Regions from separate parts of the Homo sapiens genome. Here regions 2, 3, 4, 5, 6 and 7 are each linked to region 1. Evidence: chromatin loops called from intact Hi-C (ENCODE). Cell type or tissue: PC-9. All regions are shown on one strand. Region 1 holds the start of LINC02013 (long intergenic non-protein coding RNA 2013). Region 2 has its middle 25 kb from the start of TMEM207. Region 3 has its middle 6.3 kb from the start of SNAR-I. Region 4 overlaps FGF12 (fibroblast growth factor 12). Region 5 overlaps OSTN (osteocrin). Region 6 has its middle 150 kb from the start of OSTN. Region 7 holds the start of GMNC (geminin coiled-coil domain containing).

Region 1 (4,000 bases):
AGTTGTGCCCAAATTCCAAACGGAGAAAGGTTTAATGAAGCATGTCTGATCCCCTCCCACACCTTCCATTCATGCCCTGAATTAGTTGCTCAGGTTTCTTTGGGATCCCTTTGGTGAAGAGGGGAGTCCATTTAGTCTGTTAGGGGCTCAGAATTTTATTTTGGTTTACATAGCCCTTTTCACACAGAAAACCACAAGCTGCTATAAACTGAGAAGGGAAAACTAAGCTTTAGAAGGAAGATCAAGTTTGGTTTTGAACATACTAAGTTTGAGACATCTATCAGACACTCAAGTAGAGTTGTAGGCATTTGGAAATTGGAATTTGGAGTATATGGGAGAGATGCAGAGTGGAAATATAAATTTGGGAGTCATTGGCCTATAGGTGGTTTTAAAAGTCATGAGGCTGGAGGATATCACCATGAAAGTGAGGCAGACCCAGAAGAAAATAGGTTCAATGTCTGATCTCTGGGCATGCTTCTGTTCCAACAGCAGAGAGGAAAGTAAAGGAAACTGACAGAAGTAGTCATTGATATCAGAGGCAATCCAGGATGATATAGTGCTAAAAGCCAATTGAAAACTTCTCCAGAAACATGAGGTTAGAACATCTCGATGGCCTTTGTAATTCAGGCAAGCTGAGCCTCAGTACCCATTCAGTCACACCAAGTGTAAAACCAGTCACTTAACACTGGCTTGCCAAGAATTGAGATTAAACGGCAAAGCCGTCTACATGAACAAACCACACATATGCACACTAAAACAAATTAGAATTTAAAAATACCACCCTTTCCCATAGACTTGAAATTTGAAGAATATTGATTTGAATATTCCAAGGCATAAGAAGAGAAGGTAGAATGGAAATGTAACATGGTGCTGGGCTTTCACATGGGCGCCGTTTCAACGTGATCAGAGGAAGCATCACTGGCCCCCCGAGTAGAGGTGGTGAATAAGCTAAATGACTGCCCGATTGAGTGGCATATCAGTCTAGTGAATCAAGCCTCAAGTACCTTATTGATGTGTCACACTATAAATCAACTTAATAAGAAATTTGCAGGTATGTTCAAATGTTAAAGTAACATTTTGCTTTCCTAGAGGACCTTTTCCCATTTTGAAGAGACCTGCTTATGCCATCTTTTCATGGAGATCAGCCATCTTCATTGACAGGTTCAAATTTTCAGAAACTCAATTTAGACCAAACTGTTAGAGAACATACTGATCAAATGATATGAGGCCCATGCAACCATAAAGCTGTAAATAAATGACAACATCAATGTTAACAGTGAGAAGGGAAAATAAAACCTAGGGCAAACACCCACCATATTTCAACAACTCTTTCTTAGACCTCAGTCTAAGTGCCAGCAAAATCTTGCTCTGAGACACGTAGTTGTAGTTTTTCATGTTTGCCCTATTGTTGTCTGACGCTATTGCCACATCTGACCTTTATACCTTAACTTTCCCTGTTAAGGACTTGCTATAAACCTCCCTCACTGCTGGCTGGCAATGCCCTCCAGTGGCCATTGTTGAAAAAGAGCCTGAAAAGAAGGTCCCAATTCTAGAACGGACTACGAGAACATGAAGAGCTAACTCACACTGATAAGCTGTTGTAGTGTGTTTTAGCATTCATTAGTTTTCCTATCTTTTTTCTTTTTTCTTTATTTTTTCTGACAACCCATCTTTCTTGATAGTCTTTCCAAATGTTCTTTCTTTCTTGACTTACTTCTAAACACATAAATCTGCATCCTATATCAATGCCAACTTGACATGGATGTCTATGTTTAGAAGGAATTTATGGCATAAAGGGCAAGCAAGTGCAGACGGTGTGGGTGCTATTTCAAGCTTTCATGGATCCTGGAACAAAGCAGATTATTTGAAGAAGGTTTTAATCCTGGAAAATAAATGCAAAAACAGCATTCACAACATTCTTTTCCTAAAATATGTTGCCTAGTGACCAAATTGAATCAATTGTCAATTGATCCAGTAGGAATCTCAATGGATGGTCTGTTTGACAAGGCTTTGTGAGGAAAAATAAGGATGAGCTTGTGAGGCTCTGTCTACCCAGGGGAAAGAAGTGTGTGGCAAGAAGAAATTCTAGAGAAGGAGTGGAACGGAAGACAGGAAAAAGCTATGTCTGAAAAATAAGACAGGAATAGAAAGTTTCAACTTAATTTTTTAAAAAAATTCATGTAAGATATTGAAGAATATTGAAAACATACAGCAATAATAAAAGAAATATTTTTATTTCCAGCCTTTATTATAATTAAAGTGCTTATTTTGAAGACAGCCATCCGACGGGGAAGCAAATATTAGTATCATCATCTTCAGACATTTGAGAAAATTGATTCAAATAAAGTTAAGGAATTTGACCAACGTAACAGATGATCTGGGTCCAAAATTCATTCTCTTATGAAAGAACATTATGAAAAAAGAAAATTAAAATGTAGGAAGGAAAATACTGAAGTTTGGAAATAAAGTAAAGACGTTCATTTAAACATTAATGTGCCCATATGTATTAGCTCAAGGTACCATAACAAAACACCACAGACTGGGTGGCTTAATATGAACTTTATTTTCTCACTGTTCTGAAGGGTGGACATCCCAGTCAAGACTCCAGCTGATTCTGTTCCTGGTAAGGGAACTCTTCCTAGCTTGTGGCTAGCAGACTTCTTGCTGTGTTCTCACGAGGCCTTTTCCCTTTGTCAGAACTAAGAAAAAGAGACAGCCCTGGTGTCTCTTCCTCTTTTTCTAAGGACACCAGTTCTATCAGATTAGGGCCCCACCCTTGTGACCTCACTCAATCTTAATTACCTCTGTAAAGGACCTGTCTCCAAATACAGTCACATTGGCAGTCAAGGCTTTCATTTATGAATTTTGAGGAACACAGTTCAGGTTATAGTACCATATTTTACCCTAGCTAAATGAAGTAAGAAGCTAAACGTGATACCAGAAATACTCTTTAATGCAATTTGTATAATACAATTAAATTTCATTCAACAGAGGGGACATAATCAAAAACAAATTCACCACTCATGGAAGAACAAATCAGACATCTAAGAAGACTATTAGCAAAAGATGGCCAATCCTTAGCTCAAAGCTTCAGAAACTAGGCTTCTGGAAGCAGTCTTCTAACATGACACCAGAAAGACCCTAAGGGCTAAACTACAACAACCTGAATAGAGTATCTTGATCTCATCTTTCTCAAATGTGAATTCTTCATTTCCACCCCAATATCATCCCTTTGTAGTGAAAGTTTTCATCATTTGTTTTTATCCAAAACAGACAGTAAGACAAATATTCAAGTTTTCCCAAGAAATGCTGGTAGGGGAGTAGGGAGGAAGTGGAGAAGTAAAATAGGAAATGGAAGAATTCTAGCGCAGGGGGCATTATGAAGTCATGTACCACTATTGGTAACTGGAGCTAAATCTTTCTGGGGAACCCTAGAACTCTAGTGGGACAGAGTTTATGGGTATATTATCGAGTGAGAGGAAAGTGAAATATTGATCTGTCATCTTCCTTTATGTTATTTGTTGAGGGTTGTTTCTGGGGCAATAACTATTGCACTTCTAGTTTTCCTTGAGTGTAGACCCAATATGCTCCTACAGTCAGAAAAACACAAATCCACAGGCAAATAGCTGCATGTGTTCACAGTAAGACTTAAAACAAGACCGTATTTTCCAAATTATTGTTTATCATCATGGAGATACCCAAGCTATTTCCAAGTCTTGTTGTTTCTCTATCCTCAATATCTCTAGAATACAGTCAATTTCAATATCCATAATCCTACTAGGCTAGGCATATCACCATCATTTGCCTAGACTTTTGAATATGTTTCTAGATGGTCTTCATCCTTTCAGTATGCTTTCCTCCAGTTTATTCTACACATGGAAGCTTTACTATAGTTATAAAATATAAATGTGATCATGTAATTTCCCTGCTTAAAACACTGTAGTGTTACTCCAATGTCATCTGGATAAATCCACACTTGTTATCATACTTTGGACTTCTT
Region 2 (4,000 bases), 280 kb after region 1:
TGAAGACATCTACTCTCTTCAGAAACCTACTAAGATTATAGGAAAGAAATTAAACTGTTTTTAATTCACAGAGACAGAAGTAAGATGACAGTAAGAAGAAAGTTAATCAGAAGATTTTAGTACTTGGAAAGATGAATGAGATGGACACAGATGGTTGTCATGATTCACTGAGATTTTGAGTTTCTCTGCTTTGCTAAGCGTCAGGGAAGAAATAGAATGATTAAGCTAATATTTGCTACGGCAATCCAGAAATGTCCTAGAATTAGAGGCAAAAGAAGTGAAGAGAATTCTGAAAATGATAGTGAAGCTAATCTATAGGAAGACAGCATTGCAGCAGCCCGAAGAAGAGCCAGTTCCAATCAGAACATAACAGCAATGAGCTACAGGAAATAGGAGGAATGATTAAAGAAAAATATATATGTAGCTTTAATGTTAAATTAGTAGTAAGTGGAAAACAGGGGAAGTGAAAAAAACAAGGCATTTATTAAATCCATGAAAAACAAAAATTGGATTAACTATAAAATGGTTAAGCTATGAAAATTAAAAATAATTAGTACTGTTATAAATGGTTAAGCTATGAATAATGTAAATAATTAATACTTAAATTGATTAAAATGTTTAAATTAATATTTTAAATATATATTATTTATATTAACAATATAGGCAAAGGGAAAAGGTTTGTGAAGGAAGGTGGCAGGATACAGTAAGAAACCTAAATGCTAATCTCAGATTGTGAAAATTTAATTATTATTATTTATTAATAATTTATTATTTATTAATTTATTAAATAAATAAAGTATTAATAAATTAAAACCAAATGGTGCCAAAACACATCATTTTAGAATTGGATAATAAATATTTGTAACAAAATACTTAAAGAGTTGAAAATTGTTGTCTCAAGAAATTGGACTCGGAGATAATGTGTGGCTTAGGTATGACAGAAAAGTACTGATTTCTATTTCGATTTTATAGTACTACTTGACTTTTAAAATTAAGTTCATTTATTACTTAAATAGAAAGAAATATAAAATTAAACAAGTACATGATTTGGCAGTGTTATAGCTTGTAATTCCAAGCCAACAAAGGAAGTCATACTATAAAGAAGTAAAAAATGTAAAACATATCTTCACGTAATGGGGCTACAGATGATTTTATTTTTTATGTTTCTTGATTTTCTAATGTTCAATTAGACTTCAAAAGTATATATATACTTTTATAGTTGAAAAGCTCACAAATTCTGTTTTAAAAAGTAGACAAAAAGGTATCTATCTATCTATCTATCTATCATCTATCTATCTATCTACCTATCTATGCATGTGTGTCTGCTTTCATTTAATAGATGAGAAAGTGTGGACCCTGGAAGACGATTTGACTTGCCCAAGTTGTATAGCTAATTAGTGTAAGAAACAAAACTAGAGACTAGGTATTGACATCTTTCAGTTCCTATTTCAGGCATTTTTCCACTATGATCTTCTAACTTTAAAAGTGACTATAATAAGTAAACATCAGAGAATGATCAATATAACTATATTGATCTCAAATGAGTGACTCTAAGAAAAAGTTTTTGTTTGTATCCTATGAGCTACGTATGTTACACCCCATTCCATTTACAGAGCAGGCAGTGGTTATAATTAACCCATAGAAAAGCGTAAGCACATCTAGAAACAGAGCTAATGATTTATCAGCTAATTTGCCTAAGACAGTAGTGAAAGTCGGAGTTGAAGTAATTGGAATTTATTTTAAAGTTAATTGCGTTTATGAGTCAGTACACTTCAAACAAAATACCTGTTTGGTGTTGGTTGGTTGATTGGTTTATTTCTGTGTTTGTAATAGGATTGAATTTTTTTTCTTCCCATGTTAAAGAATGTTATTTATTTATTTATTTTCGGAGACAGAGTCTCACTCTGTCGCCCAGGCTGCAGTGCACTGCAACCTCCACCTTCCAGGTAGGTTGAAGCAATTCGCCTCCCTCAGACTCTGCACCCGCCACAACGTCTGGCTAACTTTTTTTTTTTGGTATTTTTAGTAGAGATGGGGTTTCGCCATGTTGGCCAGGTTGGTCTCGAACTCCTGACCTCAGGTCATCCGCCCACATCGGCCTCCCTGGTATTACAGGCAGAGCCACCGCGCCAGGCTGAGAATGTTTGTTTTTTAAAATGAGGGTTGTTTTTTTTTCTTTTTACTAATGATTGTAGCAATTTCTTTGAGCATCCACCAGAGGGCATGAAAGCCAATCTATGATTCCAGCCCATTAGCTAGCTTGGATTTAATGGCTAGAAGAAACTATGAAGCTGAGTTACTACTGATATCAAATTTTTGACAGACCCTAGCAGAATGAAATAATAATGAGGTTCACATTTGCAAAAAGGTATCTAGTTTCTTTCACAAGAAAGCTGAGCATCAGGTGAGATGCCTGGCATCAGAATGTAGAAAATTTGAAATAGAAACCATCTTTCTGAGGATGAGGCCTATGAGTTTGAGGTGTCTACAAAGGTAGGCTAATTTGTGCATATAATGCCCACGTGGTACGCAATATCTACAACACTGGCCTTATAGATCTAACCTATATCATTTTTACCTGACTGCAAGTTCCTTTTTAATTTTCAGTTTTGTAGTTCCAAATTTGTTTCATTTACATTAGCACCACAACTTTATAAGAGACAACTTTAAAATTCAATATCTTTCACAAAAATGAAATAGAGCTGGGATAGAGTTAAAATAGCATTCATGTGGACAATAAAATGAAACTCTCCCAGAATATTATATTTAAGGCAAAATGTGAAATTCTTCAAAATTGTGTAAGAGAAAATGAAATAATGAAAATGTGTTGGCTATAAAACCACTCTGTTGAGAGTGATCTAAAAAAAAAAAAAAAGAAGAAAAGAAATAGACTATACATTCCAAGGGAATCTTTTACTTTCAAATTCATTTTGCTTTGTGATTTTGTACAAAATAATCCTATGCAGGCATTTTTGAATGTTTAATATTAGATGCGATAAAAAGTACCATTTTTGTTTTTCACAGAACTAGCTATAGTTCTCTGAAAATGAAATAAAAGTAATGCCTGCTTTACAAAATGGAATAGGTTAATAATAAACAAAATGAAATTTGTATTTGTGCATTTGGAAAATATTTATTCTCTGAAATTATGCCAATTTATGCTTGCGATCTAACTCATGAAAAAATAATCTGTATCAATCAAAATGCTAGATTTTTATATTATTAAGATAAAAATGGCATTGCTCAGAATTACTGACACTGTTGATGAATGCAGGTTGCTTAATTTTACTATTATGTTTGTTTGGGAGGGTTTCCTTTTTGGAAAATCTGTTTTGGGACATAATGAGAAAAAGTAATATGAGTTCACTTTTTCTAATAATTAATGTAATAATGTCTCTCTTTATATTTAAAAAAAAGCCAACTTTTGTCCATAAGGTAGGAAAACTGGCCATACAAAATGAAGTCATATCAACTTAGATTATTCTCTCTTTTATATACCTAAATCCAGGTAAACTTATAATGTTAGAAGAGTCTTGGGTACTACTAATTGTCTTCTACATTTAGAAGGACTAGAGCTATTATCTTGTTTTGAAAGGTGCAAAATAATTTTTAAAAAGCCTAGATATTTATTAGAAATAATCAGTGGACAATTGCATGCTTATCTAATATTCTGTGGAGTACTTTGCCACCTGTGACATGGTCAAAAACTACATTAATGCTATGTGAAGACAGTTGAAGTAAGAGATGTAATGCCAATCTCTTAAGAGTGGCAAAGCATTGCTGGAATGTTAAGTATCTCCCATAATGCAAAATTTCTTCCATCTTTATTTTTTCTCCTTTTAGCAAGGTTTATTGACTGCTTCAGTTTCTGCTATATTAACTAAATTAACTTACATGGTTCCTATTTACAGAATTTGAAGATTTCCCTTTCTCCTACAGAGATCCTCTCTAACACCCTCCTCTAATCAATACTTCCCATTCAATAGCTTTTTAAAAAACA
Region 3 (4,000 bases), 180 kb before region 1:
AGCATTTTGAGAGTAAGAGTAAGAGCAAGAGAGAGAGGGAGAAGAAATTAAATGCTTAAACATAATTAGCATACCTGAATAGGAAAAGAGATACTACCAATTAAGTCAGTTGGCTTGTCATCTTATGTTCCCATATCAGAACTTTGATAGGTCAGAAAAGACATAGAAAGAGAACAAATAAAGAATAACACTCAGTAAATGGATCAAAACTATACCTATCCCAACCTTGAAATCTTTTAGTCTTAAAAGTCAGCTGAGAGTCTCATGTAAAAGAGGATGAGTTTCCAGTAAAAATCCTTGAGGCTTCTGAATAAAGTGAACACACTGTGAGATAACAAATGGAATATCTAATACTAGAGAATAAAGAGTTAATAAAATAATAGAGAAAACAAGTATTTAAAATGCAGATATAAATATTCTCAAAAATTTAAACATGTTGAAAAACAAGAAGCAAGAATCAATTGGAGACACTGGTTGTCGCAAATACATATGGCTGGAATAAGAAAGAACCTTGGCTGGGCGCGGTGGCTCACGCCTGTAATCCCAGCTCTTTAGGAGGCTGAGGCAAGTGGATCATCTGAGGTCAGGAGTTCAAGAACAAACTGGCCAACATGTTGAAACCCTGTCTCTGCTAAAAAATACAAAAATTAGCTGGGCGTGGTGGTGGGCGCCTGGAATTCCAGCTACTCAGGAGGCTGAGGCAGGAAGAATTGCTTGAACCCAGAGGCGGAGGTTGCAGTGAGCCAAGATTGTGCCACTGCACTCCAGCCTGGGTGACAGAGTGATACTCCGTTTCAAAAACAGACAAACAAACAAATAAACAAATAAATAAATAAAACTAACCTGAAAGTATTAGCTGACTAAAAGAATGGATACAGCCTAATTAAAAAAATGGAGGTTAGGAAGAGACTTAGTAACACTCCCATAATAGAAATACCAGAAATAAAGAAAGAGAATAAAAAAGAGGCAATGAATGAAAAGAATAACTCAGAATTCATTATAATTAAAGCCATAAAAGCTCAGACTGAAAAGTTATGTACGATTTCAATCCTTCAAGAGACGAACATTCCTGCACCTAAAGACACACTGAAATATAAAAGTATTAAAGATATTATCTAAGAGATCCCCAAAGAATAAGCAAATAGTCTACAAAGGAAGCAAAGAATCAAAGTCATGTTAACTCTTCTTAATCTAAGAATATATTCACTGTTTTCATAATTTAACAAATAATAGTAATAAAAATGCAAATTAACTTCTCATCTCAAACTACATTATTCTTAGGATGATGAATAGATGTTTATTTGTTCTTCACAAACTTCCCAATCCTGATTTCCTTGAAATTTAATAAATAAGTTTATAATAACTTTATTGTTAAACAGGTCGTTGTCAAATTGCATTTGTCTACTTTCTAAAACATATTCTTAGAAAGTACACAGGGGCATCATAACTCTGTTTTACAATATCATCAAGCAGAGAATTATCTCAGTTGAGAATGATGGCTTTTAAAAAGAATCCTACTCTCATAATTGTACTTATTTTCCATTGGTTTCTAAATGTGCTTCCCTATATTTTCATAAATTTAAAGATAGAGGACAAAAACTTCAAGACCTGGTTGGTATTTAAAGCGAATTAAGTTAGCTTCATGCTACAGAGTCATAATAATACAAAATTCTAGAATTACTGCAACATTTATTTCTTTTACATTAAATTAAAAGGAGAAATTACATTTTTCAATCAGAATGTGTATTGCGATAAAGGGACATTTATTCCTTACTTCAGTCTAAACGTATTAGAAAAGTCTCCCAGAAGCTCCCTCTAGCGTCTGAAGGATGCAACAGCTCACTGGCAAAGGATTTGTGAGACAAACAGATGTGAGAATTTTAGTGTCTAAAATGTATGGCTCAAAGAGCATGGAGATCATCAACTCCAACACGCATTCTTCTTACAAATGGGAAAACTAAAGGTCCAGAGAGAATGCTTTGTCTAAGCTTACGCTGTTAGTGGTAGATCAAGTAGAAGTCAGGTCTCCTGGCTTCTAGTCCACAGAGCATTCCATTCTACTCTGTAGACTTGGATTTGGAATAAACAGGCCCAGAGCAGAATAAAAGCAGAAAATTTTAAGAAAATGAGATTTTTTTTAATTGAAGAATGTAAGGGATGAGGAAACAGTCATTGGGATAAAGGAGGAAACAACGAGGTTAACATTAATGAAAAGGGCTAGGGAATCATAGTTATATGTTTAAAGAACAGGAACCCAGGGCGGGCGCGGTGGCTCACGCCTGTAATCCCAGCACTTTGGGAGGCCGAGGCAGGCGGATCACGAGGTCAGGAGATCGAGACCATCCTGGCTAACACGGTGAAACCCCGTCTCTAGTAAAAAGACAAAATAAAATAAAATAAAATAAAATAAAATAAAACATAAAATAAAAAATTAGCTGGGTGTTGGCGCGTGCATGTAGTCCCAGCTGCTCGGGAGGCTGAGGCAGGAGACTCGCTTGAACGCGGGAGGCGGAGGTTGCAGTGAGCCGAGATCGCGCCATTGCACTCCGGTCTGGGTGACAAAGTGAGACTCCGTCTCAAAAAAGAAAGAGAAAGAAAAAGAAAGAAAGAAAGAAGGAAAGAAAGAAAGAAAGAAAGAAAGAGAAAAAGAAAGAAAGAGAACCCAGAGACAGGGTGATTAAGATGATGAGTTAAAATTTACCATACTTGAGAGCTTATTGATAGATGATTGGAAATATTCTTAAATTGAACATTTGCAAAACTATGAATTTTATTTGTGGGTCTTAAGATCACTAATGAAGTTTAGCTACTAATTCCCCACTTATTAAAATCTATTACTTAACTATTATTCTCTTCTTGTCACCTGTCTCAGTAGAGATTGCTGACAATGCAGAACATGAAAATGCCAAAGCAAAACAATAAACCTTGATTTCCTGCCCTATCCTAGTTCATGATAATGGACTGGCAGCGGGGTCGTTAGTTAAAACAGCCATGATATATTATCCTTAAATAGTGTGTGCAACTTTTGTTCTCCTCATCCTTCTCCCAGAGCGCACAAAGGACAATGCCTCTCTAGAGAAATCTCCAAGAATGAGCTACCTTTAGAAACACAAACTGCAAACAGCCTCATAGCTTTATCCTTAGGTATGTGGCTTTTGTCTTCATACCGTTTCTGGGAATTAGTTTGTAAAAAATAAATTCAACTATTTCTTTTTAATGAGTATTGAATGTGAGAGCGCGCTGTATGTATAGAGAGGTACATCAAACAGGTCATAGTCTGATGGGGAAAACAGGAAGGTACAGAAGTGGGAAATATTGTTTCTAGTACCTTTCAATTCTCAGAACTTTTTACATCTTAGCAATTGTGGAATGTGATGCTGAATGCTCTGGAGATATTATTACCAAATACATACTGTCAGGTACTAAGGATACTTGATACATGAGCTACTGTTCACCAACAATACCAGTGTAGGAGGTGAGTGAATAAGGAAGATATAGCTGCAGTGGAACTCTAACAAATAAAAACGTGTTAGACAAGAAGCTTCCACATGGAATAATGCAGTGTGAGCACTGAATTTTAAAAAGTGTTGAGTATGCTGGGGAATTGCAAGTAAGTAGATGAGAATTTCTGAGTTTCTATGCTACATCATTTTATGGAATGAAATAACAAAACTCCTCAAGGCTGGCTTGTTTACTCATTAATTGAGCTGTTTCTTGCCAGACAAAAATGGTAGAGATTTGGCGATAAATTTCTGCTAAGTCACTTTGAAAAATGAGAGGACTTCATAGTAATTTAGTTCTTTTTTATTTTCAATTTTCACAATCATCATCATAAATAAAGACAAATACCTAATAAGCTAAAATATATTGAGAATCAAACTTGTGCAATGTTCTACAATTAGTGTTTTTACCAACGTCAATCACGTTTTATTTTTGCAGAAAACTTTTAACTCTGAGGCAATACTATATAACCAATAACATAAGAGAAACAGCCAAAGCA
Region 4 (4,000 bases), 1.7 Mb before region 1:
GCAAAGACTAAAAAGATGAATAGAAATCTGCCAAATGTAAAAGGACAGGACACGTGATGGTGGACGGGAGTGAGAACGAAGGATTAGGGATCTCAGGAAGACTGAGGAATTGTTGGGAAGTGGTGGAAGAAAATACTGTAGGACAGGAGGGAGGTGAGTCAGAGTTGGATGTTTCAGATGAAGATTTCAGAGGTGGTGTATGTCCATGTTTGCCTTGGATGCGAGTTGTGAGGCAGGATGGAGGAAAATATTATTCAAGGTGAGGATGCCGGTGGTCTGACGGCTGGTGCTGGATGCGTTACACATGTAGATGCTGACCTCACTGGAAAGACAATGGAGAGGAGTAGAAAGGAAAGACCATCTCTGTTTGCTGACTACTGTCAGACTATGCATCTTTAAAGACCCACGGGAAGCAGAACTTCTACGAGGCCATCTGTGAATTGCCCAATTTGATACATGTTGTCATTCTTTTAATTCCATAGCATCTAATGGTTCATTGCATAACTTGGTGCTCAACGAGCATTTGCTTAATTTAATGCTTCCGTGATACATCACTGTTAGAAACGGATGTGTTGAGCTAAATGAACTGTGTGTTTAACCTGCATCTATTGTTATGTTCCAACAGTTCAGGCAAACTGAATTGCCGATTCTGAAAGCAGTTTTGTTGAGAGAATACCAATCTATGTTTTTCACTTGGTATACAGCCATATAGTTTAGAAAGAATTTCCCTGTATTTGTGCTAAAAGGGTAAAACTATAGCTTTTTAAGTAGTCACTTAATGTTTATATTTCTGTTCAGTGTCTGGGTATAGTCTCACTTTTCTGTAGATAAACTTGCAACTTCAAATGACAGGCATGAATTCGAGACAGATGTCTCCCATGTCTGGAATCAAGACAAATTATATCACTTGGCTGTCACAAAGAATGCCTCTTTTGACGTTATGGAGCAATTTGTTTAATGACACAATTGCTAGGCTGTGGAACAGATGACTGTCTCCTTTGTTGCTTAGAATTCCTGGGGCACTGCAGAGAGCCAAGCAGTTGCAAAATGATTGGTGTGTCTGGATAACTCTGCAGTCACGGTGCCTGAGTGGCAGAGGAGAGGAACAACTCTGTTCTACTGGTGGCAGCTGTTCTGCCACTTTAGGGAAGGTGGGAGGTTTGTTTTCTGGTGGCCGTGCTGCCAATCTTTTTGCTTGGCTAATTATTTGAATCCATAGGATTCCAAGAGCAAACTCATAAGAGTTTGGGATGAACTCTTTAAACCTTGCCACGTGCAAAACGCTGCTGCATGTATTCTGAAAGCCCATGGAAAGAGAAGCGTGAGAGACCCCCACCTTTCAGAATTTCTAGGTGAAGATATGGATCTCTGATGAGCTAAAATAGGAAGGTGGAGTAAAACGACCCCTGGATAAGGATGTTCTTGGGGTGAAGGACTCAGGAAAAGGCATCTGTTTGAATTTTCTAGAATAAATTGGGAAAGCTTTCTAGATGAGATGCTCTAGGAAGCTGGGCTATAAAAAACTAGTAATAGTGTAATTTGCAAGAACAATGGCAATTCTATTCCTAAATTGCTTAATTCCTGGATTCAATGAAGAAAGCAGTGGGGTCTCTAACTGGAGCGCACAGTGTGCAAGAGAATCAACTAGATGCTAACCTCAAATGCCCCTTCCTGGGATTCAGCCCCAGAAATTCTAATTCAGTTGATGTTGGGTAGGGCCTAAGAAGCTGCACTTACAACAAAAAAGTATAGGTTATTTCAATGCAAATGTCTATAAATCACACTCCTCTGTGAATTGCTGGTGTTAAATATGAAAAGGTAACTTGTTTTTGCAAAATGGATGGTAGTTTCAAAGATAGAAGAGATTCTTCAGGAAAGATTTAATGGAAGAGTAGTAATTAGTGCTCTGCTTTAAAGCATGGTGGAATTTACTGCCCAGATACTATGTAAATTTTAACTTGAATGCAATCTGCATAATTAGTGCTCTTTTTTCTTTCTTTAAATTTCTGTTACAAATCTTTTATTTAAAGAAGCGAAGCTACTGTTGTCCTTCACCTTAAATTTTACCTGAGGACGGATTCACCGTACAGATATTTCTCCTGCTACTCAGAGAATCCCTAAGATAGAGAATTCATGAATTCAGGCTTCGCTTCACTGACTGGAAGGTGTTCAAGCCATTTAAAAATACAATTCTCTTAAACGTGTTTTGAGAGCTAAGCCGAAACACAGTCTAATTCGCAGAGGGAAGCAATTTCCCTCATGTCCACGAGGTGGCGCTCGCCCACCACTCCTGGCCTCCTGTGCGTAGCAAGCAGGGCTGTGATGGTGTCTAGAAGCTGAGAGAATCTGGGGAGATCCTGTCAGCATTATGGCATAGGCTTGTTTGAATTATTCTTAGAACATAGAATGACAATATACTCTGCTTTTTTCCCCACTGGTTCCAGTCTTGTCTAATGCTGAAGGTCACATTATCTTGTTCCAGAAGCAATGTTAGGATCAATTGGCTAACTAGAAGAAACAAAGACAGTTTCACAGAAAGGCAAGATAAAAAAAAAGACAAAAGGAACAAACAAAGAGGGCTGAGTCAAAAGCATGGAATCCTTCTAATAAACCTACTGAATGGGAAATGTTGGAAGGTGTGAAGAGAGAAGGAAATTGTGGCGGATGATGAATTCAGGTTTGAAAAAAAGTGAGCTCAAATCTTTCTTCTCCTTTTTTCAAGGTCAGCTGTCAAGGTCAGACCGGAGAGAACTGGAGGGGATATGGGTGATGTCACACACTGTGGCAGGCTGGGCGTTGGTTTTAGGGCTTGGCTACGGAACTCAAGGCGGCCAGACTGATGGTCATTTTCCTATTTCTTCCTCACAATCAACTCGTTAAAGTCCATGCAAATGTCTGTGGTTTGGTGAAGAATTATTACTTTATTATGGCACTATAGGGACTTCCGGAACTCTGAGAATCCATGGTCCTGAGTTGAGAGGAGGTCTGTAAGTCCTGGATAAGCCCAGTGCCTGACATTGGGCCAGCATTGCACCTTGCAGCGCCAGTGCTTCTCAGCCACTCTGTTTGAGCTCTCTTGTTGCTACCTGCCCCACCTGCTATTCTCCTGGTTCCCATAAGCTACAGAACCTTGTGTGTGCATCATGGAGCAGAACTTGACCATGATGGGGAATTTCCATCCTGGCTTATTTTGTGTGAAGCAAATAAATAATTGTGAAAAGGGTAAAGCAAAGTCCAAATGAAAATGCAGATTTTGCTGAGCTGGAAATCATCTTTAAATTTTTTTGCTTGTTTTCATAACTTATAAGGTATATTGAGAGACATTTTGAACTCAGGTCTTAACCGAAATGTTATTTTAAATATTGAGCCAAAACAAAATTATTAGCTGTAAGTTTTGAAGCAGAATGCTGATTATGTTGCAACTGCTTTTCAAAATCTTCAATGGCCTGAAAGATACAGTTAAATACTAACCTAGGTATTCAAAGCTCTCCAACAACCTTTCCAGCCCTACTTATTACTACTGTCCTGCAATACTTAAGTTATTTATATTTTTATAAAATATCTATCTTCTATATTATTATCCACATTTAAAATCTGTATGTAAGAGCAGAAAAGAATATTCCATTCTATCACAACTCAGTTGTGGATATAGGAGCTACAGTGACACAATTGTACAAAGCAGTGAAAACCTCACTTAAGGTTATCTCTGAATACTATGATGTTTACGTATTTTCCAAAGAGGATGGATATGCTTGAAAATGTCTGAATTTCTCTGTGTTGTATCAACTGAAATCCAGTCTTCCCAAATAAAACTCCTTCTTTCAGCTTAATCAAAGATCTTGTTAATAAAGATGGAAGACACGGCCGGGCACGGTGACTCACGCCTGTAATCTCAGCACTTTAGGAGGTTGAGGCAAAGTGGATCATGAGGTCAGGAGTTCAAGACCAGCCTGGCCAAGATGGTGAAACCCCGTCTCTACTAAAAATACAAAAAATTAGC
Region 5 (4,000 bases), 540 kb before region 1:
CCCAATAATTCTACCATTATGTAGTCTCCTTCCACATTGAATAGGGCTGACTTCTCTAATCAATAGACTATTGTGGAAATGACACTGTTGGAAGTAATGAAAGCTATTGCAGCTTCTGCCTCACTTTGTTGGATCACTTATTCCGGCGGCAGCTGGCTGCCATTTCCTAAGTGCATGCTAACAACCCTTTAGAGAGGTTTACATGGCAAAGAGCTAAGGCCTCTCGCCAACAGCCAGTGAGGAACAGAGACTTCCTGCCTTCAGCCAAGTGAGTGGGCCATTTTGGAAGTGAATACTCCAGCCTCAGTATAACTTTCAGATAACTGAAGCCCTGGCCAACATTTTCACTGTAACCTTGAGAGAGACCCTGAGCTGGAAAAAAATGAGTCAAGCTTTTCCTGGATTTCCGATGCACAAAAAGTGTGTGAGAACAAAAATGTTTATTGTCGTCAATTTTAGGTAATTGTTGCATAGCAATAGATATCTAATACCATGAGATTCACAGTGCTCTGAGATTCCGTGAGAGAAGAGACCACACCCAATTTGGGGGTTCTAGAAAAAACTTAGAAAACTTAGGAAAAACTTAAGGAGCATGTAGAAAAAATAAATGATCATCCATGAATCCTGCAATCTTGGTTACTGCAATTTAAAATTAAAATGCAAAACTAAAATGTTTACATTAGGATAGATATCACTATATACAACCTTGGAAGGACTGACATGTGAGAACAGACCAAGCTGAAGGACTTGGCAAGAACCTGTGAAGGATGAGAAGGAAAATAATCAAAGTGTACAAAACCATGTTAAAATTTAAATTCAAATTCCAGAATGATAGGATGAAGGAGCACATTAAATCTGAATGGTGATATGGTTTTAAGGAACCAAAACATAATGGCTTTTTTTCTCAATTCTACATTCAGAAACAGTAGAGAAATAAAATATGAGTGATCAATGTATAGTAAACAAAATGTCATTTTTATTGCTGATCAAGCTGAACATAAAGTGTGTCTTTACATCTGAATTTCACAGGGCTTCCTGTTGTTTTCTCCCTGTATTAGACAGACTTTTATAACTAGTCATTGTTTTCCAATAAAAAGAGGAAGCAAGCCGATAACCTGAACAGGCTCAACTACTCCTCCCAAACTGACCAATCAGAGAAGTGGCCATTCCTTCCCTGGGAAGGAGTGAATAAAAGGCTGGGCAAAAGCCAATTTTTTTCCTAACAGGAGTTCCTTCACATAGAGGACAGAAACAATTGGTTACCACTTAATAAATGGGGTAGTTTTGAATAACAAAAGAAAGTGCTAATTCACTTAGCAGAAAGTTTACTTTTGACTTCTAGGATTCTGTCTCAAAAGTGATAATTCACTTTTCAACAGATTCTGCTCAATTTATGATGAAGGTGCTGATTAGGCATAATGTCAGCTTCTGATGTATTATCTCAAGGAATTAGCCACATGGACAGGCATTCAGAAAGAAACCATGAGTACTGGAATCACATAATGAGATTTAAGTGACTGTACTGGCATGTTTAATTTGAAAATGGCTGTAGATGAGGCAGGAAAATAGGGTCTAGAGGCAGGGAACATAAGTCAGATTCACATTTCAGCTATGACAGAAAATATCCTCTCCATAGCGCATGCCCAGTATGTGACTTTGTAACTTTATTTCATCCCTTCACAGGGCATACACCAAGTAACCAATGGAATCCTCTAGAGGGTATTTAAAACCCCTCAAAATTCCATAACAGGGCCCTTGGGCCCCTTTGCTCAGGCCCGCTCCCACACTATGGAGTGTACTTTCATTTGCAATAAATTTCTGCATTTGTCACTTCATTCTTTCCTTGTTTCATCCTTTCCTTGCTTTGTTTGTGCGTTTTGTTTAATTCTTTGTTCAAGACGCCGAGAACCTGGACACCCTCACCAGTAATATAGAGTTTATCGTATAAGGCAGAGAGGATCTCCATTTACTTGGCTCATGAACCTTGAGAAGCGAATGAAACTTTTAAAACTTCTGTTCAGCAAATGTATTCATACAAAAATATCCTGTAGAATGTTCTTTTGAGGGTTAGGGTCTGTAATATACTTTGCAAAGCCTATATATGGAATCAGGTATTATCCCTTTTGGGAGAAAGTTTTAAAGCTTCATACATAAATTGGGTTGGGAGAAAAGGTAAAAGGACTGTCCCATCCTATGGTCTTGAGCTGAGCTGAGAAGAGGACTGCAGTAAAGAACAGTCACTGGCAACAATGGCCCAAGATCATTATGCTCAAAGGCATTTCCCACTGTGTAAGAAGGCAGCATTTAAAAGGGCGGCACACTCTTGTGAAAGAACATGGAATCTCCTCAAATCACTACCCCAAAGGGAAAGTTAAGTTCGGGAACTGAGTCAATACTACTGCCTTCCTTTTGTTTCTAAACTGATAGCTGTAATTCCACAACGCTGTATCACAGCCTCGTTTCCTCTACTCCCTCTTTTCACATGTTTACTTTATCTTATGTAAACTGTAGATTTACTGAGCATGAGAGAATGCATAATTGACTTTTCCCTCTACTTCCTCTTGTCATATGTAAAATGTAGATTTACTGAGGCTAATCAGAGCCTCACAAGAATGGAAGCATCTGCCTCACTGCCTGCCCTTTCTGCATTTTTCCCCCTCCTGCATGCTCTTTCCCCTTGAAAACACCCTTTGGAAAAAGCACAGGTCACAGGTGCTCCTGTGACTTGGATTTTTTTCCCCGCAAGTATCTTCAACTTTGGCCAAATATACCTCTGTTGATTGAGAAATGCCTCAGTCACATTTTGATTAACACTGTATCCCTTTTTTGTGTTTCCCACACCTGAAATGGAGCTCATTTTCAACTATGTCCTCTGGAGATGACCAAATAAGAGCTAAAAAAGAAAAGCATAAACCTTGAGATGCCGCGATTGGCTCAGTTCTGTGGCATTTCTTCACAACAAATTAGAAAGAAAATAAAATGTTAGACTTTTTACCTTAATCTTTGGGATTTTTGTCAAGAAGGGCAATCATATCTGACAAATTGAATCTGGCATTGCTATTCTCAACTTTAGCCTGAACCTGTTGTTACAGTGCATAGAGCTGTACTGGGGCATGAACAGGAACGGGGCAGAAGAGGGCCCCCACATCCCACCAGGAAAGTCAGGTGACCATAGGTGATGGTCAGGCATTTGTCACACTGCCTCTCTAAAATAATAATTGGTCACAGCCAGCACCAGGGAAAGGCAGTTTCTCTATAGATCAGAAATATCTGAAACTGGTGATTGGCATCTTCCTGATAAGATCTCAGGTGTTGGGTGAGTTTGCTCAAGCATGCGCTTTAAGAGGTCAAAAGGTGGCATTTAACTGGTACATGACCTTCTAGGGGCATTCCACTGAAAGAAGGATGCCAGGTGCTGGAAGCAGGCCAGCATATAATACCCTAAGGCCAAGGTCAAATGGGGCACTTGACCTCCAAGATGCCTGCTTGGCCTTCTTCCAAGTGTACTTCACTTTTCATTCCTGCTCTAAAGCTTTTTAATAAACTTCCACCCCACTCTAAAACTTGCCTAGCTTTCTTCTTCTGCTTTATGCCCCTCAGTCAAAGTCTTTCTTCTAAGGAGGCAAGAATTGAGATAGCTGCAGTCCCGTTAGGATAGAAATCCATATATCATGGATACAGTAATTCTAAAACTATTCATTTAATGCATATATTCTAAGTGAATCTCACTGTTCCTGGCCTTTGACAAATATCTTATTCACACAGAACTTTAATTTCTTTGTAGAAAGTCGCTTGAGGCAACGCATAATTGACTTTTGCCTCTACATCCTCATTTCACATGTAAAACCTAGATTTACTTAGGCTAATCAGAGCCTCACAAGAATGTCAGCATCTGCCTCACTGCCTGCCCTCCCTGCCATTTTTCCCCTCCTGCTTGCTCTAGCAGCTTTGTAGAAAGCTACTTTCTGCAAAGAAATTAAGTGGAAAGTCACGGCCTTGG
Region 6 (4,000 bases), 350 kb before region 1:
TATGACAGTTGAAAAGTGCCTCTCTTGAGTAGGCAATGTATATTGACAGTGAGAATACATTGTGGGAAACATAACAAAAAATAATTCCAATCTTTTGTTTCAGATTTTCACAATTTAAGTGCCAGAGCAATCCTATTTATTTATTTATTTATTTAGAGATGGAGTCTCGCGTTGTCGCCCAGGCTGGTGTGCAGTGGTGCAATCTCAGCTCACTGCAACCTCCGCCACCTGAATTCAACCGAATTCTCCTGCCTCAGCCTCCCGAGTAGCTGGGATTAAAGGCGCCCGCCACTACGCCTGGCTAATTTTTGTGTTTTTAGTAGAGACGGGGTTTCACCATGTTAGTCAGGCTGGTCTCAAACTCCTGACCTCAGGTGATTTGCCCACCTCGGCCTCCCAAAGTGCTGGGATTACAGGCCTGAGTCAACTGTCACTATGAACTGTACATATAAAGAAACTGAGTTTACTCAGTTTCAATTGAACAACAAAAAAAGACATGCCCAAAGTCATACAACTAGTAAATTATAGAGTCAGAATTAGAAACCTGGCAGTCTTATTTCAGCGCCTACAGGCTCAATTTCCATAGTGTTCTACCTTGCATTGAACAGAGTTCTAACTTCCGTCATAAGTCTTACTACTCTGTGCACTGAACAATGGTTAAATGTGTCTAGATCTCTCTTTCCAACAAAAAAAAGGTAATGGTATGTAAAGAGCTTAGAATAGTGCCTGACAAAAACGTTTAATAAATGATAGCTAAAATTAATATAATTATTAAAATAGAGAAAGACGAATTTCTGTCTGACATTACCTAGAAGAGCCTGAACAAAGGGACTTAAAATATGAGGAGAATTTTGATGGGTAAAATTTAGGAGGAAGAATAGCAAAGGTTGGATTCAAATACATGCAGGTAGAAGGGAGGAGACTGGGCTTGCAGGAGCTATGGCTGAATCAAAGGCGGAGTGTTGGGAGAATATAGTGAGAAACAAATAGAAGAGAATTCGTGTGTTCCATTTGCAGTGGAAAATCCATTGACAGGCTTCTCAGGAGGGAAAGGACCTGAATATTTGCACTTTACAAAAATACCTTCGGAAGCAGAGTGGAGGGTGAGTTTGAGAGAGGGAATAGTAGGAAAACAAGTAGAGAGATCTATAGCTAGTTGTCCATGATAAAAGACTGACATGTGTAGTGTGCTTATTATATGCCAACCACTATTCTGTGCTCATTTAGCACCTTAACTAATTTACTTTTTATAATAAAATTGTAAGATAAATAGGTACTTGTGCAGGTTTCCACTTCACTCTCAAAACTGTCCTGGTTTGCACAATACATTTTATGATCACCCATTCACGTGGCACTTTTTTCCTGAGTAAAGGTAGCAGGAAGCAGTAAGGTGAAACGGCTATAGTGCAGCAACTACAGTACTCAGTTGATGTGTTGGGAAGGTTTGGAAGACAGGAGCCTTGAATATAAGCTCTAGTTCTCTTCTGGAATTGATTCTTTTATCAATTATTCCTGATCATGGGAAGCAAAGATTGTTATAGGTAGAAGGGATATAGAGAGTATCTATTCCAATAGGTATATATAATATACTTTACCTGTATGTGAACACATACAGAGCGTAAGTAATATTTCAGGAGGTTATAACACCCCCACCCCAACCTTGCAGACAAACTTTGGAATGTGCTTTTTTTTTTCTGTGAGAAATAATACATCATTGTTTTATCATATTATCAGGGTTAGGGGCCATTTATCTAGGACAACCTATAATAAACAGAGTCCCAGAGAGGAAAAGTAAGTATTTTTACAGTTACTTACAGAGCCATAACTAAAGCCTATTTTATCTTGCTTTATTGTATCTAATAAAAACAACTTAAAAGATGTGTTTTTATGATTATTTTAATGTTAGGTATAGTCTGCTACTCAGCCATGGGAAAGATAAACAGTGATCATGAGATCCAAGGAGCCGGGGATTGTATTAGTTTCGTTGACAGTGTTCTCAGTGCAGAGAACATAGCCTGACACGTAATAGGCTAGGTTAACATTTGCTGGATGAATAAATAAAATGACACTAATTTGATTAATTTTATTGTTGTAGTGTTAGGTTTCTGTAAATAAAATATATTTTTCAACCACATGGTGGAGCCATTTAACAGTTACTCGAAAAGTAGAGCTGAAGAGAAGGCCATAAAAGCCACTGCATCTTTCTTCTGAGAAAGTGATTTAAATCCAGAGGATGAAATAAAATATTTAGATAATTTATCTGGCTTATCTCTTACTTAGAAACCTATACGGAAAGTAAATTGGATACAGGACTCGAACTGTGGATAAAAGGTGGAAATGCAGCACATATGCAGCTTTTTCCTATACTGGTGTTGTGTGGGGATTGTCCTAATCCAAAGGACATTTGCTTGGTGGCTGTTAGGCACCACACTAAAGCATGCTTTTGGTCACTCAGCACCTTTGGGAATAACAAAAGCACACAGGACAGCTGAACCAAGATAGAGATGCTACCTGATGTCTAAAAGTGCTGATATGTGTGCTGCAAATGTCTCTGACGGAGAAAAAATAACAACTTGTGCTTCTCCAGATGAAGGTAAATAAAGAACTGGGGATTAAGAGAGGTAGGACATAGCGTTTTGTAAGTGAGATTTGGTTATAAAGCTAGGGGGAGGATGGTTAATGAAGTCTACTAACAGTGGATGATTCATTTAGTTTAGCTTTCCCATTCAATAACGGGGGAAAGGGAACTAGTGAAATTCACCCTCTCTACTCCACACCATTTCAGAGTTGGCATTCCGGTTGTCGTCTAATGCCTCTAGATTCTCTGCACTCATTCTATTCCTATTTTCAATACACACATACCCTTCCTCTTATATACACACATGCATATACGAACTCATAAATACTCAAGGCTCCAGCTGTGGCCACCAGCCTCATCCTCTGCATCGTGCCCTAGGTGACAGGATGATATGTGACCAACTATTAAAACACCACTTTCTATGCACATCTTTATGTAACTGAATTTAAGCTATTTTCTTTTCCTCACAGTTAAGTAACCTGACAGACTATCTTTCTGAAACTTCCCTAGACAGATAGATCTTGAACTGGGATAGATAGTGGGACGATTTTTCTCCTATAAAATATCCTTGTCACACTAAGGAAAAGAAACATAAAGACAGCCCTAGGACAGAGAATAGAGCGTAGCTGTCATAGACTCAATTTTGAAGATTTTCTTTGAAGATTTTCTCAAAAGCCTGTTCTAAGCCCCTTGTCATACTTTAAAAAAAAACTCTTTTAATTTTTTCATTTCCCAAACTCTCACAATTTTAATGCAAACTTCTTTTCATTCCAAACACTAAGATAAACATGCCAAAATCCTGCTACATCAATCTAGTAATAATGGTTCAAAATCCAGTTTTTTTTACCCAACCATGTATAAATGCCATTTTCTCAATGCTTCACAAGTATTATGTGAGAATATCCATCTTGTCAGTGAAACCCCATTGACATTTTCAGGGGTTTGCCAACTCAACAAATTTCATTTTAAGGAGAATTTGAGGCTGATGGGGAAGTTTTTGTGAATATGTGTTCATGTGCCTGTGAAAGTTGGCATGATTTAAATAAATTTATCTTCCTCTTTAAATGTTTTACAAAAGAATATGAATGGGTCATCTGGAGCTGAGACCTGCAACTTTTTTTTTCTTTTTATTTTATTTTTTTGAGACAGAGTCTCTGTTGCCCAGACTGAAGTGCAACGGCATGATCTCAGCTCACTGCAACCTCTGCCTCCCGGGTTCAAGCGATTCTCCTGCCTCAGCCTCCCAAGTAGCTGGGATTACAGTCTCCCGTCACAACACCCTGCTAATTTTTGTATTTTTAGTAAAGACAGAATTTCACCATGCTAGCCAGGCTGGTCTCAAAATCGACCTCAGGTGACCCACCTGCCTTGGCCTCCCAAAGTGTTGGGATTACAGGTGTCAGCCACCACTCCTGGTCCAAC
Region 7 (4,000 bases), 160 kb before region 1:
AAGTATTTTAGAGAAAGAGCTGTGCAGAACAGGCTCAGAAGTTTTCTCAATTCCTACTCCCTGTCTGGTGTTAGTTTGCTAGGGTTACCATAACAAAATACCATAGACAGGATAGATTGAACAACAGAATTTTTTTTTTCCCCCAAAAATTCTGGAGGCTGAAATTTCAAGAGCATGGTGTTGGCAGGGTTGTTGGCTTCCCCTGAGGCATCTGCTCTTGGCTTGGAGACAGGTGCCTTCTCACTGTGCCCCTACATGGCCTTTACTGTGTGTGTGCCACCCCTGGTGTCCCTTATAAGGGCACCAGTTTTATTGGATTAGGGTCTCACATATGACTTTATTTAGACTTAATTACCTCTTTAAAGGCCTTATCTCCAAATACAGTAACTTTGGGGTTAGGGGTTCAACATATGAATTTGGGGAAACACAACCCACCCATAAGAGTAACCATTACATAAATGTCTATAATGTGCAGTGGACATAAGCCAAGGTGGGTCAGATACCACATACATGGAGCTAGGAGCATGGATGCTTCAGCCAGCTTGGGTTTAAATCCCAAGTCTGCTACTTCTTAACTGTATAATCATTGGTGAAATTTCTTAATGTTAGTGCTTCATCAGTCAACCTGTTATACCAGACAATAAGAGTACCTACCTCCCAGGGTTAATGTAAATTGCTTTATATCTATTACGTTAGTAAGTTGAAATAAAAGTTGGCTATTAGTGGTGGCTAAATGGTTTTAAAGATGGTGTTACTCCTCTTTCTCCTCTAGATATAATAGGAACTGTGAGAATAAAAGGTAAGAGAAAAGACAGGAAATCAAATGCTTTAATTGAAAGATATTAACATACACCAAGTTTTCTTAATTATAATCATTTATTTTATTATAATGTGAAGAAAGGTACAATATAAAAAGATACTTGGATTCCGAAATTTGTAACTTAATTAATTGTTTTTACAAATCTTTGTTGAGCACTTATTACATGTGAGAAAGCGTTTCTGGTATTTTGGAGACAGCAGGGAACAAAATAAACAGGAATTGCTATTCCAGTGAAGCTTACATTCCAGGATGGATATATATCACCTCCATATTTAACACTCATTTCAGAAATAGGGGAAAGTAAGACACACCCAATAGAAAAAAAAAAAAGTCAATTGACAACGTCATACAGCAAGTTAATATTGTTATCGCGTAGCCAGAAAAAAATACACAGGAAGCATACTAACTCTGGGGCCAGTTAGATGGGCTTCCCTAAAGAGTCCCTTGACCCCTGTGATGCCGGTTTGGGCTTTTCTTACCCCACGTCCAGGCACCTGGACCATCTTCTCGCCCGGCCCGGCTCGGCCCTGCCCCGCGCTGCGCGTGGAGCGGGAGGGAGCCCGGCCCTCGCCTCGGTCCCGGCTGCGGGGTCGCCGCCCGTCTCCCCGCCCGTCTCCCCGCCCGTCTCCCCGCCCGCGGCGAGTCCACACTGGGGCCGGGTGTGAAGCAGCGCCGCGCACCCGGAGCGAGAGGGCCGGAGGTCCTGCCTCTGCCCCACGGCCGGTGGCCAGATCGGCAGGTCCCTGGTCCCGGCGCGGTGGCCGCCCAGAGCGCGAGTGACTTTGTCTTCTGCTGGGTGACTCCTGGCTCACGTCACCGGTTTGACAGCCTCTCACCAAATCACAGAGCGGCGCTCGCCGGGAGCTCTGGGCGTCACCGGGAGCTCCCGCAGATTAGAACTCGCCTCTCCTAGCTCCTCCCCTCAGTCTCATTTAAAGCTCCCACTGGTTTTACTGAAAAATTGAGTGGGCTCAGTTTCTGCAGCGCTTTCTTCCACTGCAAGATGGTAAGTGAGGAACTGGCGTTAGCTAGTCCGCTGGCAAACTTGGGTCTCTGAAAGTTAATAAGCTTTGCATTTAGAATTTATTCCACCTTCGGAGCAAGATTTCTCCGCTACCCGCCAGTTAAAACAGATCCTCTCTGCTGCCCTGTGTCTCTTTTAGTATCCTCTATCTGCTTTCTCTCTCTCTCTCTCTCTTTCTCTCCCTCTCTCCCTCTTCTTTCTCTCCTTTCTCTCTCTCGCCCTCTCTCTCTCTTTCTGTTATTACTACTTTCCTTACTTTCTCCCCAACTTCCCCCTCCACCTGCACTCACTTTTCATTCTACCTCTTCCTCTAGATTATGCATATATTTGCAAACACTTGGACATGAACTTGTCTAGGGATATTTGAAGTTTGTTTTCTTCTCAGGTATCAATTGCATAATAGCTTAGCTCTGATTCCAAAAAATAAAATAAAAAATAAAAAACCTCAGGGAAAGAGTCTGCAAACATGCTTTTAAAATAAAAGAAAATTGCACTTGATAAACTTTTGGCTGAATTTCTTTGGTCTGCACTGCCCAAGCTGGACTTGCTTCAGAACTGGAATTTTTCAAAACTTAATTTACCGAGAACATTAACAAAGTGCGATTGAATTGACTTAACTTTTTTTTCTCTTTTTTCTTCTTATTTGTTTTCTCTCTGTTTATGTTAATGTCCAAAGAAGCCCTGTAGTAGTCAAAAAGAGTTTTTCCAAAGCTGGGCTCTGCTAAAATGAATGGCTTTTACCTGATTAAACATTGACAAATAATTTAAATTTGGTGTTGTACAAATTAACCCAGGAAGGCTGCATACCTGCCCCTGCCTGGACGTATGGAAAGACTGTGTGTTTGAGGTTCAAGAAGTGGAAGGCAGGAGAGTGTTCACTGGATCAGAACACAGTGGAGAATACATGCCAGTTAATGGCAAGATAACTTTGGAGGGGCACTGAGCCCTAGTGATGGACAGAACTAGAGCTTGCTGTCTTTGCTAACGAACTTCTTTCAGCTTTGATTATACGTTTACTTGGAGCAGCTTTGTGGTCCTGTGCTTAGTGTTGGGAGCAAAATGTTTTAATTATCTCTGGGACAGAGATAGATAGATAGATAGATAGATAGATAGATAGATAGATAGATAGATAGATAGATGATAGGCAGACAGACAGACAGACAGATAGATTGATGGACTATGAGCCAGCAGTATGTTAGGTCAGACGGAGGAAAAAGGAAGGAATAAGGCAAGTATGATTCAGAAACAAAAATGAAGACGTTAGTCTATATTATGTCACATCCATTTCAGCTTTAGCATTCTGCGTTCTTTGTCCTTCAGGAGTTTTAGAAATATAATTAAGGTATTTGCAGAAAGAACCAAATAGTTCTTATGGTTTTGAATCATTAAGTAGAATTCCCTTTATTTAGATCTGGGTAGACTATTAGATGGGCTGGTCGTTGCAACAGACAATCCTCCTGGATATGTACAAATTTCACCCATTCAATGCTAGTCTGCTCTTTTGCTCAGAGGGCCTAAGGGAAATTCTGGGTAAACCAAGAAACTCATTCCCTTTTAGTAATTATAATTTGACCACCCCAAAATTAATATGGATCTATACTTAACACCTTTTCTGATTTTTTTTCTTTATATTTCACTGCATGTAATTTCGGTATTTCTCCCACCCTTTCCCCCTTCTAAATCTCCATCACCCCATCTTTTGGGACCCCTCACTCCCCCCATACTGAATTTCACAGAACACCATTCTGCCTTGCCAAGACCAGTACTTTGTAGGAGGCCAGAGCTATAATTGCCCGTATTCCACTACAACGTCAGAATCTAGTGTTGACGTTTCCACGGAGACTTGGGTCTCTTTCTGGGCTGCTGGTCTCCTGGACAACAGAGAGCTCCAACAAGCACCACAGGCACAGGGTAAGTTCTGCTCTTCTGCTTCCCTGATAGATCTGGAGCTCTTTTCCATACCCGTGGCTGCGGAGCATCATGGGCTGGGACTCTAGAATAAGGGACGATATGGAAAATTTAAGTAAACCCAAGGACTCCTGATTTTTACAGTCATAAAGCCTGCTGCTTTACACTTGCCAAATAGTGAAAATGGGATTCTTTACCTTGCCCACTGGATAGCATGTATTTCTCCCTACAATTTACAGTTCTTGGAG

Evidence for each region. A loop is a pair of places that touch in the nucleus more often than their neighbours do. Peaks named below come from ENCODE experiments on the same cell type or tissue, not always from the same donor. Only the 100,000 strongest peaks of a DNase experiment are listed, where the experiment ranks them.
Region 2: it touches region 1 in a loop (5-fold over the local background); 2 of 110 quality-filtered maps call a loop at or near these places.
Region 3: a loop joins it to region 1, with 3 times the contacts of the local background. A loop is called at or near these places in 8 of 110 quality-filtered maps.
Region 4: a loop joins it to region 1, with 20 times the contacts of the local background. A loop is called at or near these places in 4 of 110 quality-filtered maps.
Region 5: it touches region 1 in a loop (16-fold over the local background); 4 of 110 quality-filtered maps call a loop at or near these places.
Region 6: it touches region 1 in a loop (8-fold over the local background); 49 of 110 quality-filtered maps call a loop at or near these places.
Region 7: a loop joins it to region 1, with 6 times the contacts of the local background. A loop is called at or near these places in 13 of 110 quality-filtered maps.

Annotation. Positions count from the first base shown.
Region 1 is chr3:190,698,712-190,702,711 of GRCh38, reverse strand. LINC02013 (long intergenic non-protein coding RNA 2013) reads left to right here and starts at 3,398. Exons shown (of 2, transcript NR_183762.1): 1 at 3,398-4,000. In PC-9, a CTCF peak has its summit at 1,505 (motif pointing left); a DNase peak (open chromatin) is centred at 1,451.
Region 2 is chr3:190,422,785-190,426,784 of GRCh38, reverse strand. No RefSeq gene overlaps it. Among named protein-coding and RNA genes, the nearest start is that of TMEM207, 25 kb to the left of the region's middle. In PC-9, CTCF peaks have their summits at 2,042 and 2,244 (motif pointing right); a DNase peak (open chromatin) is centred at 2,164; H3K27ac peaks cover 562 bases.
Region 3 is chr3:190,882,229-190,886,228 of GRCh38, reverse strand. No RefSeq gene overlaps it. Among named protein-coding and RNA genes, the nearest start is that of SNAR-I, 6.3 kb to the right of the region's middle. In PC-9, CTCF peaks have their summits at 1,602 and 1,807 (motif pointing left); a DNase peak (open chromatin) is centred at 1,818.
Region 4 is chr3:192,442,970-192,446,969 of GRCh38, reverse strand. The region is part of intron 2 of FGF12 (fibroblast growth factor 12); the gene reads left to right. Among named protein-coding and RNA genes, the nearest start is that of FGF12-AS2, 70 kb to the left of the region's middle. In PC-9, CTCF peaks have their summits at 2,083 and 2,283 (motif pointing right); a DNase peak (open chromatin) is centred at 2,289.
Region 5 is chr3:191,236,994-191,240,993 of GRCh38, reverse strand. All of the region lies in intron 3 of OSTN (osteocrin), which reads right to left. Among named protein-coding and RNA genes, the nearest start is that of OSTN-AS1, 4.4 kb to the right of the region's middle. In PC-9, no CTCF peak of the experiment used is centred here; DNase peaks (open chromatin) are centred at 2,433, 3,323 and 3,773; H3K4me3 peaks cover 871 bases; H3K27ac peaks cover 2,785 bases.
Region 6 is chr3:191,049,287-191,053,286 of GRCh38, reverse strand. No RefSeq gene overlaps it. Among named protein-coding and RNA genes, the nearest start is that of OSTN, 150 kb to the left of the region's middle. In PC-9, a CTCF peak has its summit at 2,131 (motif pointing right); a DNase peak (open chromatin) is centred at 2,126.
Region 7 is chr3:190,860,439-190,864,438 of GRCh38, reverse strand. GMNC (geminin coiled-coil domain containing) reads left to right here and starts at 1,745. Exons shown (of 5, transcript NM_001146686.3): 1 at 1,745-1,826; 2 at 3,581-3,755. The coding sequence starts at 1,824. In PC-9, no CTCF peak of the experiment used is centred here; a DNase peak (open chromatin) is centred at 1,628; H3K4me3 peaks cover 1,769 bases.